Linked DNA regions of Homo sapiens: region 2 is linked to region 1. Evidence: read pairs that join two places in POLR2A ChIA-PET (ENCODE). Cell type or tissue: A673. All regions are shown on one strand. Links, peaks and the distances in the headings refer to the core of each region. The heading gives the core; the rest is flanking DNA.

The links. Peaks named below come from ENCODE experiments on the same cell type or tissue, not always from the same donor. Only the 100,000 strongest peaks of a DNase experiment are listed, where the experiment ranks them.
Region 2: POLR2A ChIA-PET joins it to region 1 with 5 read pairs; 3 of 35 experiments call an interaction of 5 or more read pairs at or near these places.

The regions. Positions count from the first base shown.
Region 1 is chr6:7,244,994-7,256,105 of GRCh38, forward strand. RREB1 (ras responsive element binding protein 1) reads left to right here. Exons shown (of 13, transcript NM_001003699.4): 12 at 1,431-2,228; 13 at 3,518-6,987. The coding sequence ends at 3,975. Among named protein-coding and RNA genes, the nearest start is that of SSR1, 63 kb to the right of the region's middle. In A673, for the core only: no CTCF peak of the experiment used is centred there; no DNase peak of the experiment used is centred there; H3K27ac peaks cover 347 bases.
Region 2 is chr6:7,352,416-7,360,748 of GRCh38, forward strand. It overlaps CAGE1 (cancer antigen 1), which reads right to left. Exons shown (of 14, transcript NM_001170692.2): 10 at 3,610-3,714; 11 at 2,626-2,696. Among named protein-coding and RNA genes, the nearest start is that of CAGE1, 33 kb to the right of the region's middle. In A673, for the core only: no CTCF peak of the experiment used is centred there; no DNase peak of the experiment used is centred there.

The sequences.
Region 1 (11,112 bases), core at 3,602-8,601:
ACTGCAATCACATCTGGCCTATTGAGGGAGGGGCATCTCGTACTTGTGCCATAAAACAATGACTTTCATCCACCCAATTATCAGAGGAACTTGAATCCCTGCAGTAATAAATCAGACAGTGGCCGGGCACGGTGGCTCACGCCTGTAATCCCAGCACTTTGGGAGGCTGAGGTGGGTAGATCGCCTGAGGTCAGGAGTTCGAGACCAGCCTGGCGAACATGATGAAACCCCATCTCTACTAAAAATACAAAAATCAGCTGGGCGTGGTGGTGGGCGCCTGTAATCCCAGCTCTTGGGAGGCTGAGGCAGGAGAATTGCTTGAACCCGGGAGGTGGAGGTTGCAGTGAGTGGAGATCACACCATTGCACTCCAGCCTGGGCGACAAGGCGAAACTCCGTCTTGAAAAAATAATAAAAACTAAATCAGACATAGGATCTGCAGCTAAATAATAGGTCCCACCAGCTTCCAATGTACTGTCGTAATGCATAATTTTAAGAAGTTATTAAGTCTTCTTTCAACCTTAGTAAAGAGAAGGCCTTTTGACACTGTTTGATGTGAATATTGCAGCCGTGCCATCCCTTAAAAGGACTGTTGAAAACTGATAGGCTTTCCACATACAGTTTTACTGGGTGGAATGGACAGATAGGAACAAATCAAGAGGCAGGAAGTCAGGGTAGGTGAGATGCCTGGAACCCAGAACCCCTTGTCTTCACAGGCACCCACAGCCCTTCACAGTCCGCTCCCCTCACTGTGTGCTGTTGCCAAGCCTGGCATCAAGGGTGCCCTTCCTTTGAAAGATTCCACCACCCCTGGGAGGCTGACAGCTAGGAAGCCTACAAGCTTGCCTGCGCCCCCTTGGGTCTCTGCAGCCTCCACCTGGAGATGAGCGTCAGGCAAGAGTGTGCATACCATACACACACAACGCAGGCTTGGGGTCGTTTCCTGTGAAACTCATCAAGACCATGCTTTGGAGGATTAGGGGTAGGGGTGGTCCTGTGTATGTTGCATGTTTGTATGATCTCTTTGCACTGGAAAAATAACTTATAACTCAAGCTTCCTCAACTTCCCTAGCGCTGCGAGTCTCTGGAATGCACCCCTCTCCTATCTCGCAGCCCCTGTCTGCCCTGCCTGAGTCACTCACACCTTCCTGGGGGCGGGGGCAGTGGAAGCCAGGGGTTCAGGGGCACAGCCAGCCCTGGGAACACACCTGAGGTGATGTGGAGGCTGCTTTTGCCTTTCTTCACGTCCCCAGGGTCATCTTGGTCCTCCTGGGGGATGTAACAGGTGGTGAGGATTTGGGCCGAAAGAAGTCCTCACTGGTTTGGGGTTCAGGCTGCTGGCGTGGGTCTAGCCCATTCCCGGCGACATCCCTGGCATGGGCGTACCTGGTGGTGCCCCTCTGAGCCCTCCCCGCTGTGCTTGCCCCACAGACAGTCAGTCGGATGCGGAGACTGCAGCCGCCGCGGGCGAAGTGCTAGACCTCACCTCACGGGACAGAGAGCAGCCGTCGGAGGGCGCCACTGAGCTCCGCCAGGTCGCAGGGGATGCGCCTGTGGAGCAGGCCACGGCGGAAACGGCCTCGCCGGTGCACCGGGAAGAGCACGGGCGTGGGGAGAGCCATGAGCCGGAGGAGGAGCATGGCACTGAGGAGAGCACTGGGGACGCCGACGGCGCGGAAGAGGACGCGTCGAGCAACCAGAGCCTGGACCTGGACTTCGCCACCAAGCTCATGGACTTCAAGCTGGCGGAGGGCGACGGCGAGGCAGGCGCCGGGGGCGCGGCCTCGCAGGAGCAGAAGCTCGCCTGCGACACCTGTGGGAAGAGCTTCAAGTTCCTGGGCACCCTGAGCCGCCACCGGAAGGCGCACGGCCGCCAGGAGCCCAAGGACGAGAAGGGAGATGGCGCCAGCACTGCAGAGGAGGGGCCCCAGCCCGCCCCTGAACAGGAGGAGAAGCCCCCCGAGACCCCGGCAGAGGTGGTGGAGTCGGCCCCGGGTGCCGGGGAGGCCCCGGCGGAAAAGCTCGCGGAGGAGACGGAGGGCCCCTCCGACGGGGAGAGCGCGGCCGAGAAAAGGTCCTCAGAGAAGAGCGACGATGACAAGAAACCAAAGACAGACTCCCCCAAAAGCGTGGCCAGCAAGGCAGACAAGAGGAAGAAGGTCTGCAGCGTGTGCAACAAGCGGTTCTGGTCGCTGCAGGACCTGACCCGGCACATGCGCTCCCACACAGGTAACCAGGGCAGGCCAGGTCCCCGGCCCAACAAGAGGAGGCGAGCCGGGCACCTCTCCTAGGAGCTCCCCTGAAGCGGCGCTGGAGGCCACCGAGAGAACGTTTGCTTACGTTGCCGGTGTGCCCTTTAAGCCCGTGAACTAGGAGTTTTAAGGAGTTGTACTCTCAGCCCTTGAAGACGGTGCAGGCCTCCTGCAGCCAGGCAGGAGAGGGTCCTTGGCCGTTGTGTTTTTGAGAACGCTGTGATCCGCCTTTAGCTCTGCTGCCTCCGCCTCCCCATCTGTAGAGTGGGGGTAACAGCTGCCCTGTTTCATAGAGGTATCTAGGAGAGGGTGCTTGTGCTGGGCATTTGGGCCACTTAGTCCTGTCTAGTCCTGTGGCCTGGACGACAGGCACTGCCCCAGGCCGCTGTGGGGCAGGCACCCTGGGTGATCCATTAGGGTCAGGAGGGCCTTTTCCTTTCTTAGCCGTGCAGTTCGGCTGAGATGACTGGGACAGGACCCTTAGCCACTGCCCTTCACACCGTTCTAGAGTTCACCCACCACCTGCAGGGTGGAGGCTGCAGACCCCAGAGCAGGGGCGCTTACTTTGACACAAAGACCTGAATATGCTCATGGAGTCCAGAGATATATCCTTCTTCTTTCCAAAATAACCTGTCCCTCCTCTCAGCCGCAGCTTCCCTCCCTGTCACAGCTGCAGCCCGCAGTGAACACATGTGCCCCGACCCAGCGCAGTCGGCTCTGCCCTGCGCTTGCCCGTGTGAAGGGCCAGGGTCCTTGGCTCTCAGAAGAGGGATATTCTTGGGCTCCCAACAAGCGTGGTGGGCCCTGCCCTGGGCCTGGCGTGTGAGCCATCAGGAAAGCCCCCGCTGCACCACATCGCAATGCAGAGGGTAACTGGTGCCCCCGACCTAGGTGCTGCTGTCCATACAGATCCCTGAGAGGGTCCACTCCTGTCCCCCTCTAGATTCCTTCCCAGTCTCTGGTCGAGGCCAGTCTGCACATCTCCTGAGGCTTCTGCTTCTGGGACCTGGGTTTTCTGGATCAGTATGTAGAGTGCCTGGGCTGAGAGAGGAAGGAGAGGAAAGGTCTCAGACTGACAGCTTGAACCAGCAAACAGAGCTTGTCCGTCCTCAGTTTGCTGGTTCAAGGAAGAGGCCTCTGGCTGAGTAGGACGGAGTCCTGGCCCCCCGCACATAGCCTGGGAGCCTCATTCTTCCTGTGCAGAGCAGGGTGCAGTGGGTACTGGTGCCTTTTGGTTAATGGAAATTCTTTCTTCCATTGTTCCAGGGGAAAGGCCATACAAATGTCAGACCTGCGAGCGAACCTTCACCTTGAAGCACAGCCTGGTTCGCCACCAGCGGATCCACCAGAAAGCCAGGCATGCCAAACACCACGGGAAGGACAGCGACAAGGAAGAGCGGGGTGAGGAGGACAGCGAGAATGAGTCCACCCACAGCGGCAACAACGCCGTCTCAGAGAACGAGGCTGAGCTGGCTCCCAATGCCAGCAACCACATGGCTGTCACCCGGAGCCGGAAGGAGGGCTTGGCCAGTGCCACCAAGGACTGCAGCCACAGGGAGGAGAAGGTCACGGCAGGGTGGCCGTCTGAGCCTGGCCAGGGTGACCTTAACCCAGAGAGCCCGGCGGCCCTGGGGCAGGACCTGCTGGAGCCGCGCAGCAAGAGGCCTGCCCACCCAATCCTGGCCACAGCTGATGGCGCCTCCCAGCTCGTGGGGATGGAGTGACAGCCTCAGTCCCCCTCAGCACAGACAAAAGCCAGCAGAGCAAAGCGTCTATACTTCATGGGGTTTCCTCAGTGCCCTTTGGCTGTTGAGGAGTGAGAGAGAGAGAGAGAGAGAGAGAGAGAGAGAGAGAGAGAGACAAGCAGGAGCGTGGCTGCTCGCTCAGTGCCATAGCCTTACCGCAGCCTGCGCGGGAGGCCACAGCCCGTGCCGATTCCAGTGCCTTAACTACTTACCGGATCCCTCCATATTATCATGGGTGTTGTATTTTTCCAAAATGACTTCTTAAACAAAACAAATATTATAATGAATTGTCTGGAGAGGACCTCTTCATTTGAGCATTAGCGTTATTTTGTATTGGTGTGTGTGAGCTTGTTCTTGTGAATCTGTGATAGCACCGTTTGTTCTGTGAGCTGGAAACAGAAGGAAAAAACATACCCTTGGGTACCCATAGCCAATAACTGGAAGAAAATGATGTGAATTTCATGTAAATGACCAGAGGAAAGATGGATAAGATGATAATTTCTTAAATAGACATTTTCCTTTTTTCTTTGTGCTTCATGGTGGAGCTGTCATCTGGTCCTTGGTATTACAGGATGTGGTTGATGAAGGTTTCCAATATGGTTTCAGGCCAAAACCAGGGAAGATTCTAGCTTCAGCCTCATGTCCATTTCCAGTCTGTCAGCATTAGACATGGTCACTGTTCAAGTTTCAAGACATCCATTCTTAACTATAGAGAAGAGTTACTCCCCTGGCGTCTTAACCTATGGAAAACATGCACGGATAGGATATATTTGATTGCCTCCTCTTCCCTTTCAGTATATGTATTATTAATATTATTATTATTATTATTATTATTAGTTCATCAGTTTGCTGTTCTCTGCAGTGAGCAGAATCAAATGGGCAATATTTGTCCTGGGAGACCTGTGCCGCACCCAGGTCCCCGTGTTAACGTGTGCCTGCGGTTGTGGTTGGCACCCTCGGGTGGTAGCTCTTCTACTGTAATGAGACAAGCCTTTCTTCTGTCACTGCAGAATTTAGAAGGGGCCGTGAGCAGTCTTCCCAAGCATGGTCCAGGAGCAGCTCAGAGAGGGTGGAGTGAGGATGCATGCATCCAGGGAACAGGCATCAAGAAGCCAGGGCCGTGCCTGGAGCACTGCAGAGATGACTTTGGAGAAAGCAAAGCAGTGACCCAGTGACCAGGCACATTACTCGTGAGCGAGGTATTCCCAGTCTTCCTGCTAAGCCTAATCCAAGCCTTACCCAGCTGTGCTACTGTCATTTGCAAAGCAAGGAAATACTACTACTGGTAATAAAACTACACATGCAAGATGTCAGATAAGAAATAGGTTTATATTTACCTTCCTGCGATGTGGGGTTGGTGCTTGAAGATAAATGTGCTGTTTCTAGTTTCTTAAATAGCCCACACCCCTGGATGCAAAAAGGCAGGGTTATTTTTACCCATGAGCATCCTGTGCAGGCAATAGACTTCCCTCACTGTCTCCGCCTGCAGGGAGGAGAATGTACCCCACTGCACCTGAGCTCCTGGTCCCTCAGCCAAGACCTCAGGGGTCCCCAGCCAGCCTGCTGCTGGGGACCCCTGTGCTTGCTGCAGTGTATGGAGCCTCTTGCCTTCCCCTGGGGAGGCACCCCTGTACCCCAGCTTCCTTCCCCTGGCCTTTTCTGGCCCCAGTGCTCCTCCTTTACATAGACTTGTTCACACAGAAACGTGCACGCCCCCTTTTCTCCGCCACTTCACCAGTTTCTGAAATCCAACCTCCCAGACTTCACAGGAAGATAGATATTCTTGAGATAATGAAAAGTGATATCTTCGCATACGAAAGGAAAAAAGGTTGAGGTATATATGATTTTTAACTGTATTAGGGGTGTATGAACCAGTTTAAAAACGAGGTTTTATTTACTGTAGAGATGAATGCAAATCAGAACCAATGATCCCTTGGCCTACTTAGTTAAAACCAGTTCATACATCCCTTAGGGTTTTTATTATTATTATTATTATTATTACAGTTGTTATTGTTGTTTTTGTTGTTATTATTATTTGGGGTTTCTTGTGTTTTTTCTTTGCGACTCTCCACACTAAACTTGCAATATTGTGGGGAGAAGCTGTGACTAAACTCTACGCTGCGGTGAGATGTAGCAGTAATCAGCTCCCAGCGACGTGTGTAGCTGGGGCTGCCGCTCGCAATAATCACTATTGATTTAAAGCTTTACTTAGCCTTGATCTGTACCCTCGTAGTCAATAAGGTCTTGCCACATTTTATTAGTGAGGTGGAGAAACGTATTATTTGTTTGTTGTTTTTGCCCTTCCCCCACCCCCCAATATTAAACTGTGAAATTTGTGATTTGTTTAAACTCTGGGTGAATCATAGCTTAGTTTGCATGTCCAGCTAATTTGTTTCTATACATTTTGTTTGATTCTCTTTCTCCTTCTCTCAGGGCTTTTACAAAAAAATATATATATATGGATCTTCTGAAAAGTTTTTTGAGGTGCAAGTTTTTTCTCTTTTTTTTTTTTTTTTTTTTTTCTCATTGATTAATGGACATGATGCTGAGATTCAATCACTACATGAAACACCTGGCTGTGAAAACAAAACAACCCAGAGGGCTGTGTTCCAAGCAGCGCTGGGGAAGCTACGTAACAGTCGGATGCCAGTTTTGGAAGATTCACCATGCGTTCTGACCCTCTGTTCGTCTCTTTCCTCTCCTCTTTCTTCAAGAAGGAAATTGATCCTAGTGATTTCAGCCCATGCATTAAACAGGAAACAATAATAAATTTGTAGAATTCATATTTTTCTAAAGGGAACTTAAAAACTGCTGCTACATGTTATGTACAAAACTGGTTTATGCCACATGAACAGAGAATCACAAGTTTGGTTTTGGTACTTTTTGTTCCTCTTTGTATTCAGTTGTATAGAACTTCCAAATTCAGAATGAGAAGAAAGCTGTTCTGTATCAAACCATTTAAGCAATAAATGTTATATTTTAAAAGCTGCAGATTGCCGGTCACGTGGCCGTCCTGTGATTTGTTGTGATCCCATCCCCAAACCCACAGCCCACTTGGGGCAGGTCCCAGGTGTGCAGTACCATTGGGGGGAGTCACAGGTGCCCAGGAAAGCTCTTGTCACCCAGGCAGCATTTTTATTTGCGCTGGAGGCTGTGGCAGTGACTCTTGCCTATGCTCCCAGCACTTTGGGAAGCCAAAGCAGGAGATTCACTTGAAACCAGAAGTTCAAGACCAGCCTGGGCAAAATAGTGAGACCCCTATCTCTAGAAAAAAATGTTTAAGAACTAGCTTGGCATGGTGGTACATGCCTGTTGTCCCAGCTATTTGGGAGGTTGAGGCAGGAGGATCGCTTGAGCCCAGGAGTTTGAGGTTGCAATGAGCTACGATCGTTCCTCTGCCCTCCAGCCTGGGGGACACAGCAAGACCCTGCTGTATGTAAAAGCACTCGGCTGCAGTTGTGAGAGCTGCTTTGAGAGCATGTGGAAAGTTAAGTGCATGGCCACTGTCAGAGCTTCAGAGTGGAGATCTTGGTGTTGGGTGCACAGGGCCAGGAGGCTGGACCTAATGAGGCACCACAGTGCAGGCCACTCTGTCATTGGCTAAAGCCAGCATTTTTGTTTCCTGTGCAATAATGCCTAAGAAGTCCGCCTCGCCTCTTCTTCCTCCAACCCAGTGGTAAGTGATTGAGTCAGCACCTAGTGGAGGGAGAACAAAATCTGTTAGTGTGACCAGATTTTGGTGAGACGGGAGGGGACAGCAACCCTAGGGCTGGGGATGGTGCAGGTTAAAACTCACATTTGGGTAAAATAGCAATCAGCAGAGCCCCAACTCCTAGCAGAGCCTCAACTCCTATAACTAGGGAGTGGCTCTCAAAAAGCAACACTGGGGGCTGGGTGCGGTGTCTCACGCCTGTAATCCCAGCACTTTGGGAGGCCGAGGTGGGTGGATCACAAGGTCAGGAGATTGAGACCATCCTGGCTAACACGGTGAAACACCATCTCTACTAAAAATACAAAAATTAGCCAGGCATGGTGGCAGGTGCCTATAGTCCCAGCTACTCGGGAGGCTGAGGCAGGAGAATGGTGTGAACCCGCGAGGCAGAGCTTGTATTAAGCCGAGATCGCACCACTGCACTCCAGCCTGGGCGACAGAGTGAGACTCCATCTCAAAAAAACAAACACTGGGCCGGGAGTGGCGGCTCACACCTGTAATCCCAGCACTTTGGGAGGCCAAGGCGGGAGGATCACTTGAGGTCAGGAGTTCGAGACCAGCCTGGCCAACATGGTGAAACTCCATCTCTACTAAAACTGCAAAAAAATTTGGGTGTGGTGGTGTGTGCCTGTAATCCCAGCTACTCGGGAGGCTGAGGCACGAGACTCCCTTGGACCCAGGAGGCAGAGGTTGCAGTGAGCCGAGATGCCGCCACTGCACTCCAGCCTGGGCCAACACAGTGAAACTGTCTCAAAAAAAAAAAAAAAAAAAAAACGAACACTGAAAGAAGTTGGTTGTGGAGGAGGCTGATTGTGGATAATGCTAAAATGCATTGAGTGCACTGTACCATACACTGCTAAGTGCCACCTCCCTGCAGGACCAGAGCTGTGGCTGTGGTCCTTAAGCTTTTTCAGGCCCCTCTGTTGAAAGACGTAGAATTTAACACACATTTATATGTGGGAGCTTGGGGGATCCGCATGCCTGAGTGGGCGGTGGCAGGTGGAGATGTACTAGCCCTGGGTAAGCGGATCTCAAACCTCAGGTCCTCCGCCCAAAGACATAGCCAACCACCTGCGCTGTGTTAGAGATGCAGGACAAAGAAGTGGCCACGAGCTGTGTTGCTGGGGACAAGCTGGCTGGCATGACAATCCCAGTTCTGCCTCTTCGGGCTGGTGAATGGCCTTGTGCCTCAATTTCACCATTCCTAAGAAAGGGATAGCGATAGTACCTGCCTCATGGGCACTGTTGTGTGGATGCTATGAGTTAATTACATAAGGTGCATGTTAGGGGCTCTCGTTATTGTTTCTACAGTCTTCTCATGGGAATGCTTCCTTGGTTGCCTGGTGAGGAAGTAGGTAGAACTTCACCACACACATTCATGGCACAGTGCGGGGAACAGCCAGAGGAGGGCCTTGTGGGAGATCACCAAGATGCAGGCACTGTCTTTGAACCCCAGGGAGTCTTGTCACCTTCTCCTACCTGGCCTCCTCTGGCCCTGTAATCCCACTACCTTCCCGCTCAGCCTGTGACCTCCCCATGGCCCCAGGACTCTGCCTGGGCCTTGGTGCTTATCCAGCATCCCCACCCTGGACCAAAGCCTCCTCCACTGGAGGAGGGCATGGGGCATGGGGATGGGGGAGCTGGCGGCATAGACCTAGCACCCAGGATGAGGCCTAGTCCCTTGTTACCTTACTGCTCAGAGTGTCGTCTGAAGACCCAAAGCATCAGCATCCCTGGGAGCTTGTTAGAAATGGCAACCTCAGGTTGACCTGGTGCGGTGGTGCATGCCTGTTGTCCCAGCACTTTGGGAGGCTGAGGCAAGAGAATCGCTTGAGGCCAGGAGCTCAAGGCTGCAGTGAGCTATGTTCACACTCCAGCCTGATTGACAGAGCGAGATCGCATCTTCACAAAAATAAAAACGTAAACCAAAAAATAAAAGAAATGAGAACCTCTGACCCACCCAGACCTGCTGAGTCAGAATTTGCATGTGAACAAGGGCCACAGTGGATATGTGCACACATTGAAGTTTGAGAAGCTCCGGTCTAGACCCCAAAGCTTGGTTCAGAATAAGGTGGATGGCGGACTCGGCAGCTGGCTGCAGAGACGGCTGTGGATTCTCCCCCTCAAAGACAGAATCCATCTCAGAATGAGTGGGCAGAAGCCACATATGGCTTTAGAGAGTGCCGATCTTGGCCCTCCAGAGGTTCCTTCCACAGTCCCTACTCCAGCCCCAGCACAGACTCAGCCACTGCCTAAACCCGAGTGCCCCAAGAGTCTTGTTTGGGGTTTCTGCCTGTTTGCCATCCTTGTGGATTCCAAAGGCTACTTTGAAAGGGCTGAGGAGCGAGTGGGGCCTCCAACCACTGGCCAACAGCGCCAGCTGCCTGCTTGCCTGTCCTGGTGTTAAGCCTTGGGCCTGGAGCGCTCAGGCCTCTCCCCTTCATAACCACCTCCCTGAGGAGGACAGGAGTGAGGGAGGATGACTAGGCTTATTTTAAGCTTGTAATTGAAGGTTGCTCTTTAGCAACAAAAGAGTCCCCTCCAATTCTAGACTGCCAGAGTCAGTGTCCTAAATAAGAAACAAGCGGTCACTCCTTTCCCGTTTTACTGTTAGGGGAAGGAAGCCACAGCCCAGTGGGGAAGTGACATCCCTGGCCCTTGCCGTTCACCACTTCAAGTCTTGCCCAGCTGTCAGGGCAGGAATTCATGTCCCCACGGTGGCATCTGCTTCCCAGGCTGTGGGGCCAGCAAGGGGCTCAGCTGCTCCCCAGCCCTGCCTTCCTCCATGGATCTGACATGACTCTTTTATGGGAATTTACGTAAAAGTAACGCCTTGCTCAGTGTGGAAAATTTAGGAGCTTCAGGAAAATATAAAGAAAATTAAGGAAGTCATCTCGCTTCTCAAATACCGTGTTAATTTGGTGAGTGTTGCTCTTTTCATTGGGCCTCACTTTTCCCTTCCTCATTCTCAGATGTGTTTGTACAGGACTTTGCACACTGCAGTGTTTTCCTGTGGTTTTTGTTTCTTTTCTTCACCCAAGTCCAGTGAGCTGTGAAGGAAAAAAAATCCTTATTCCTTCAGAGCAGGGACGAGCATTGAAATGATTTGCCCAGGTCAGCTGGCTATTGAGTGCTTTTGTTGGGATGAAATTCTCCACCAGAAAAATCCTAAAACAGAAGTCCCCAAGAATGGGTGGTGTGTGTCGTCCACTGAAAAGGGAGTTACTGAAAACTAGGAATGCGTGGCCTCTAGGAAACATGGCACTGTTGTGATTTGGCACATAGATATTTGGCATACATATTCCCAGGGTCACTGAGTAAATTCCCAACTGTTCCAGTTCTCTTTTGCTGCATGACGAAGAACACCAAAACTTTGGGTCAGGATTCGGTGGGTTGGGCAGGGC
Region 2 (8,333 bases), core at 6-5,005, 100 kb after region 1:
CACCCCATGCTCATGGATGGGTAGAATCAATATTGTGAAAATGACCATACTGCCAAAAGCAATCTACAAATGCAATACAATCCCCATCAAAACACTACCATCATTCTTCACAGAATTAGAAAAAACAATTCTAAAATTCATATGGAATCAAAAGAGAGCCTGCATAGCCAAAGCAAGACTAAGCAAAAAGAATAAATCTGTAGGCATCACACTACCTGATTTCAAACTATACTATAAGGCTATAGTCACCAAAACAGCATGGTTCTGGTATAAAAATAGGCACATAGACCAATGGAACAGAATAGAGAACCCAGAAATAAATGCAAATACTTATAGCCAACTGATCTTTGACAAAGCAAACAAAAACATAAAGTGGGGAAAGGACACCCTTTTCAACAAATGGTGCTGGGATAACTGGTTAGCTGCATCTAGGAGAATAAAACTGGATCTTCATCTCTCGCCTTTTACCAAAGTCAACTCAAGATGGATTAAGGACTTAAATCTAAGTGCTGAAACTATAAAAATTCTAGAAGATAACATTGGAAAAAACTCTTCTAGATATTGGCTTAGGCAAGGATTTCATGACCAAGAACCCAAAAGTAAATGCAATAAAAACATAGATAAATAGTTGAGACTTAAACTAAAGAGCTTTTGCATGGCAAAAGGAATAGTCAGCAGAGTCAACAGACAACCCACAGAGTGGGAGAAAATCTTCGCACTCTATACATCTGACAAAGGACAAATATCCAGAATCTATAAGGAACTCAAACAAATCAGTAAGAAAAAAATAATCCCATCAAAAAGTGGGCTAAGGACATGAATAGACAATTCTCAAAAGAAGATATACAAGTGGCCAACAAACATATGACAAAATGCTCAACATCACTAATGATCAGAGAAATGCAAATCAAAACTACAATGCGATACCACCTTACTCCTGCAAGAATGGCCATAATAAAAAAATCAAAAAACAGTAGATGTTGGCATGGATGCAGTGATCAGGGAACACTTCTACACTGCTGGTGGGAATGTAAACTAGAATGTAAACAGCCACTATGGAAAACAGTGTGGAGATTCCTTAAAGAGCTAAAAGTAGAACTATCATTTGATCCAGCAACCCCAATACTGGGTATCTACCCAGAGGAACATAAGTCATTATATGAAAAAGATACTTGAACACACATGTTTGTAGCATCACAACTCAAAATTGCAAAATCATGGAAGCAACCCAAATGCCCATCAATCAAAGAATGGATAAAGAAACTGTTATTATATATATGTACACACACACACACACACACACACACACACACACACACACACACACGATGGAATACTACTCAGCCATAAAAAGGAATGAATTAATGGCATTTGCAGTGACCTGGATGAGACTGGAGACTATTATTCTAAGTGAAGGAACTCAGGAATGGAAAACCAAACATCGTATGTTCTCACTGATATGTGGGAGCTAAGCTATGAGGACACAAAGGCGTAAGAATGATATAATGGACTCTGGGGACTTGTGGGGAAGTGTGGAAGGGGGATGAGGGATAAAAGACTATAAATATGGTGCAGTGTATACTGACTGGGTGATGGGTGCACCAAAATCTCACAAATCACCACTAAGGAACTTATCTAACCAAATATCACCTGTACCCCAATAACCTACGGAAAAAAAACAAAAAATAAAATAAAATAAAAATAAAAATAACTGAGGCAAAGCAATATCAGCAAAATGATAGTTTGATATTATTTTTAAATATTAGTTTTTTAATTTTTATATTTCATTGGCCTATGATCATTGAACATTGGCTGAATTTCCTTGGTTATAAGCTGAAGAGGAATCAAATTTTACATTTCCTGAGTATACAACATCCTCTCCCCTCTTCAAATTTAAAACTTGCCTGCATTAGTTTGAAAAAATGGAAAAACTGTTTGACATTTGTTCTGCTTAGAAACAATTGTGAAAACCAAATGCAAACTTTCTAAGATACAAATGCATGCACTTTTAATTATTTTGGGTGAGGCAGGCTTATAGAAAGCTCATATTTTGGGGGCGCTGTCTCTATAAAATTAGACCTTTTGTTAGCTCCAGTGATAGCCAGCACAGCATATATGAAATTGGGGGAAGGATGGAAGAAGCAGCATATTAGAAACAAGTATAATGAATAAATAAGAACTATGCAGAGTTTAGGAGCACAAATTTTGCAGTGTTTCATGCTGAATCCCATTCTCATGAGTTTATTTCCTTCTTGATATATGTATGAATATGTTTAATTTGGTGTGCATTCAATATCTTTTTGTGAGTAATTTCTAAGCACTACAAGATTTTACTTGAATACTACGATAATGTCCTCTAAAATTGCTGAATGTTTCTTAGTAATTCCTTCATCACCCCTTTAAATCAAAGGGAGCTCTGAGAAAGGAAGATGAAAATCTGGTTGCTTAACTGTTGAAGTAGTCCAGACATTAAGCAGTCTATACCTATATTAATAAAGAATGAACTTAATTAATAAAACTGCACATTTTTCTTCTTTCTAGGAGTCTGAAAAAAAGAATTTAGAATCCAGAGAATAAGGTATTAGTAAATATTCACAAAATTAAGGATTCGTTTTTTCAACTTACTGTGCAATCTGGGAGTGGGATATTGCAAGCCTTTGGTCAGCACATTCAATGATTTCTTCATATGATGTAACCTTGAAAAAAATAAGCTAAACCAATTATTTTTCATTCTAGAATTTTTATTTTTTTCTTTTTTATGACTACAAGTTGAAGCTTAATTATCTGACTATTAATGAAAGTTTCATAATAGGCAAAACACTTTCCTTACATTTTGAAATCAGGAACATGAAAGAAAAGAATGATAACACGCCCATTAATCATGCAGAAAACGTGAAGTACCAAAAAATGGACAACAGTAATGAGTCAACCATAATCTAGTTGTCTTCCAAATAAGTACTGTATGCATCAACTAGGGATTAGAGTTCATTTGATTAAAGTTAAGGCAGTTTTAATAAGGTAAACTGGAACACTAAGTTGGCAAGATTTAGAATTATCCTGAAAATGAAGTAGCAATACTAAGATTTTAAATTGCCAACAGCAGAATGGATAGACACACACAACAATCTTTGATAGCTTTCAGCTAAAAGGATAATGGGGGTGTTTTATAATATCATTATGAAGTAAAAGGGATCAATATAAATGTGCTACATCATCCCACAGACCCTTTTTAGCTCTAAAATTCTATTAATATTTGGCATAGTTTTTAAAAGGCACAAATATTTCTGTAAGGCAGTTTGTACCAGGCCGGGAACAGTGTCTCAGGTCTGCAATCCCAGGATTTTGGGAGGCCGAGGCAGAAGGATTGCTTGAGACCAGGAGGTTGAGACCAGCCTATGCAACATAGCGAGACCATGTCTCTACAAAAATTTTTAAAAATTAGCCAGGAATGGTGGCACATGCCTATAATCCCAGCTACTCATGAGACTGAGGCAAGGAGGCTTGCTTGAGCCCAGGGGATTGAGGCTGTAGTTAGCACTGCACTGTACTTCGGCCTGGGTGACAGAGTGAGATCTTGTCTCAAAATACAAAAGAAAAAAAAATGTCTACCTTCTTTATTAAGTTGCCTAAATGTCTTTGATACTTGTCATTTTCTTCAATGAGTCTGTTGCAGTGGTTTTCTTTTGACTCTAGGAGATGTCCCAGTTTTGTGATCTATGGAGAAATATCAGTAAACATACTAATCTGGAACCTGCCAGGAAAGCTATATATGGATGCCAAGAACAAATGAGAAAACTGAGCAATACTTTATTCCAATATTCTTCTAAACCGAGCTGTACCGTAGGTGAAGCATGAGAGGCTATGAACCAGATAATGGTTGGACTGCACTTAGAACAGATAAACAAAAATTATAATGGGGTTTTACCTTTCCTCTTTATACTATAAAACAGCATTACAAATAACAGAACACCTATTGGTACATACAAATATTTATCAGCCCCAAATCTTCCTTATCGTCTTTCCATATATAGCCAATGGGTAGACATATTTGACTCTATATGAAGTAAAGCACTGATTTTTCAGATTTGAGAAATACTCTCCCTTGCATAATTTTCAGGTTTGAGAAATACTCTCCCTTGCATAAATGACTGCAAGTTTTTAAAAAGGTTCAGCTTAATGTATTTCATTTTCTGACCTATGGTCCAATTTTTATTTGCAAGAAAGCCATTAAAAATGAAAAATTATGTGACATCTGAAATTAATTATCAGGAAATGGTATTCACAATTTCCCCTAGCAGTTACCTTAATTTTCAAAGCAATTATAGAAGAAAAACTATAAACATGAAATAACAATGTTAAATGACTTTTAATCATCTAATGTTTTATTATTTATTTATTTATTTGAGATGGAGTCTCTGTCGCCAAGGTTGGAGCACAGTGGCACGATCTCAGCTCACTGCAACCTCTACCTCCCAGGTTCAAGCAATTCTCCTGCCTCAGCCTCCTGAGTAGATGGGATTACAGGTGTGCGCCACCACGCCCAGCTAATTTTTGTATTTTTAGTCGAGATGGGGTTTCACCATGTTGGCCAGGCTGGTCTTGAACTCCTGAGCTCAGGTGATCCGCCCCCCGTCGGCCTCCCAAAGTGCTGAGATTACAGGTGTGAGCCACCGCGCCCAGCCTAATGTTTCAAATATACTTACATGTCTGTAGTGAAGAACCCTAGAGGAATCAATAACAGAGCAAATTTGCAGCAGAAATAGCAACTTTCTTTCTCTTATATGAATAAATTAATGAGGACAATATCAAATCAGTGGTCCCACTTCTCTAACAACATATATTATTTAAGGTACTTAATCTAGTTGTTATTACCTCAATTTAACAGTTGGAACAAAAGTGAAGAGAATTTAAAAGACTTTTGAAGTAGAAAATGTTAGGCTCTTTTCATCCCATCTCCTCACTACATCCTGGAGGGGGGTTCCACTCTGCTTCATGACACTTGACTGAAGCAATGTGGAATTCCTTCTCAATTTCTCTTTTTCATTATAGATTTCATGGCACACTTTGAATTCTTTAATAGCTTTCAAGATCAAAATAACAACCCTTTTAAGTCTGCAGATGGATTTTTTTTTAATTTGCTAACCTCAGATTAAATAAAGAATAGCAAAAGCTTCCTTACAGAATAATATTTATTTTAAAGGTAAAGGAATTGCTCTGCAGAAGCCGGGTTTTTAGATTATCATGAAAAGAAATACAACATTTTGAGTTTCTGCTAACGTACAAATTTTAACTGCTTTAAGGGTATAAGTGACACACGATTAATAACACATATTTAAAGTGTATGGTTTGGTAAATTTTTGTTGTTGTTGTTTGTTTTTATATTTGTTTTTGTTTTTGAGATGGAGTATCGCTTTGTCACCCAGGCTGGAGTGCAGTGGTGCAATCTCTGCTCACTGCAACCTCTGCCTCCAGGGTTCAAGTGATTCTCCTGCCTCAGCCTCCCTAGTAGCAGGGACTACAGGTGTATGCCACCACACCTGGCTAGTTTTCATAGTTTTAGTAGAGACGGGGTTTCACCATGTTGGCCAGACTGCGGTTAGGTAAGTTTTGAGATATATATATATATATATATATATATATATATATATATATATATGCCTCCAAAACCATCACCAGCATCAAGATAATGAGTCTGCCCGTCAACCTCCACAACCAAAGTTTCTTCTTGCCACTCAGCAATCCCTCCCTCCTGCCCATCTGCCTTCCTTGACCTCCACACTCTCTGCCAGTCCCAGGCAAACACTGATCCACTTTCTGTCATCATAGATTACTTTGTATATTCTAGAATGTTATATAATGGAACCAAACAGTATTTACTCTTTTTTTGTCTAGTTCTTTTCACATGGTATAATTATTTTGAGGTTCTTCTATGTTGCATGTGTTTCAGTAGTTCATCCCTTTTTTATGACTGAGGAGTATTTTCATTGAATGAATATATACAATGTATTTACCCATTCACCTGTAGACAGACATTTGGGTTGCTTTCTGATTTGGGCTATTTATTATAAATAAAGCTACAAAGACCTCATACATATTTGTATGAACATATGCTTTCATTTCTCTTGGGTAAACATCTAGGAGTAGGCCAGGCACAGTGTCTCATGCCTGTAATCCCAGTGCTTTGGGAGACGGAGGCGGGAGGATTGCTTGAGCTCAGGAGTTTGAGGCTGGCTTAGGCAACATAGCAAGACTCCAGCTCTACAAAAAAAATTTTTTTTAATTAGCTAGGGCTGGTGATGTGCACCTGTAGTCCCAGATATTCTGGAGGCTGAGGTGGGAGGCCACAGTGAGCCAAGATTGCACCACTACACTTCAGCCTGGGTGACACAGCAAGTGATACCCTGTAAACAATAACCAAAAAAAACTAGGAGTAGAATAATGGTAGGTGTGTGTTTAACTTTTAAAGCCATCGCCAAAATGTTTTCCAAAATGGTTGTACAATTTTACATCCCAACCAGCAGCGAATGAGAGTTGCATTTGCTCCACATTCTCTCCAAGCCTTAGTATAGTCAGTCTTTTTAATTTTAGACATTCTAAAACGGGTGAGTGGTATTCTCTGTGGTTTTAATTTGCATCTTTTTTTTTTTTGAAACGGAGTTTCGCTCTTGTTGCCCAGGCTGGAGTGCAATGGCACAATCTTGGCTCACTGCAACCTCCTCCTCCCAGGTTCAAGTGATTCTCCTGCCTTGGCCTCCCAAGTAGCTGGGATTACAGGCATGTGCCACCATGCCCGGCTAATTTTGTATTTTTTAGTAGAGATGGGATTTCACCATGTTGGTCAGGCTGGTCTCAAACTCCTGACCTGAGGTGATCCACCCACCTCGGCCTCCCAAAGTGCTGGGATTACAGGTGTGAGCCACCTTGCCTGGCCTAATTTGTATCTTAAAGATGTTAAGTATCTTTGCCACCTCTTCAGCACCTCCTTTCCTGAGTGGCCTGCCCATGTGTACTGCAGCACAGAGCACAGACACAGACCCACAGAAGTTGTGATGGGCCTCACTGACTGCCTTGAAGATGTAGGCTCTAAGGGCAGGGGTGAGTTAGGCAGAGGCTGAACACACATGTTGGGTCATGTTCACAGCAACAGACATTTGACATAGCAGAGGAGGAAGTCCTTTTGGAGAGCTGCTCCCCGGGCAGTGTGGACTACAGCCAGTGAGAGGCAGAGAAGCCAAGATGAGGTTCACTCAGTCCAGGTGGCACTGCTCAGTCATGAGCCCTCCAAAGATATCCTGGGTTTGGTCCTCTCTGTATCCCAAATTTGTGGACACAGTTCCAAGTTAATAATATATTAACTTGCTTCAATATATTATGAGGCACTGAAATCCAAATCACTAAAAAACTGAGGTCACACATCTTGTATTCACTTTCTGTCGCTGCTGCAACAAATTACCACAAACTTAGTGGCTTCACACAACACAAAGTGATTATCTTATAGTTCTGTAGGTGGGAAGTCTGGCACAGGTCTCACTGGGCTAAAGTCAAAGTGTCAACAGGGCTGCGCTCCTTTCTGGAGGCCTTAGGGGAGACTTTCCAGCTTCTAAAGGCTGCCCACATCTTTGGCTTAGGTCCCCTCTCTTCATCTTCAGAGCCAGCAAGTGTCGTAGCTTTGAATATTCTTTAGTAGTCAAATCTCCCTCTGACATGTCTGGGAAAGGTCCTCTACTTTTAAGAACTCATGATTATTGGACCCACCCTGACAATCCAGGATAATGTACCCCTGAATCTCAAGGCCCTTGATTTAATCACATCTGCAAAGTCCATTCTGCCATGTTCTGGGGACTAGGGTGTGGGAATCTTTGGGGGTGCCATTATCCTGCTACCACACACCTGTTATGAGGGTTACTGAGGCCCTCTATGATTTGAGGTGCCAGGCCAGGTGGCCTGGCCATAAGGTGAAGCCAGGGTATTTAGCTCTATCTAGGTCGTAATTCAAGGTTTCCTAAGAGGCTTTTACTTGCATTAACACACTTTCCTCATATAGGGTTGTCTTACACTCTGATAGTGTCAACTTAGAGGGAAAGTATGTCAAGGTAGACATAACATTCACCATGAACAGTGGATAAATCAGGCATCATTATTAATAGCCTTGCAGATTGAGATATGGGAAGAAGATTGGCTGATTGAGTTTCCAATTCTCTACACAAAGGTTTTGAGGTTGTGTACATACAATACAATATAAACCTGGCTGGGAGAGATGGCTCACAGCTGTAATCCCAACACTTTGGGAGGCCAAGGCGGGTGAATCACCTGAGGTCAGGAGTTCAAGACCA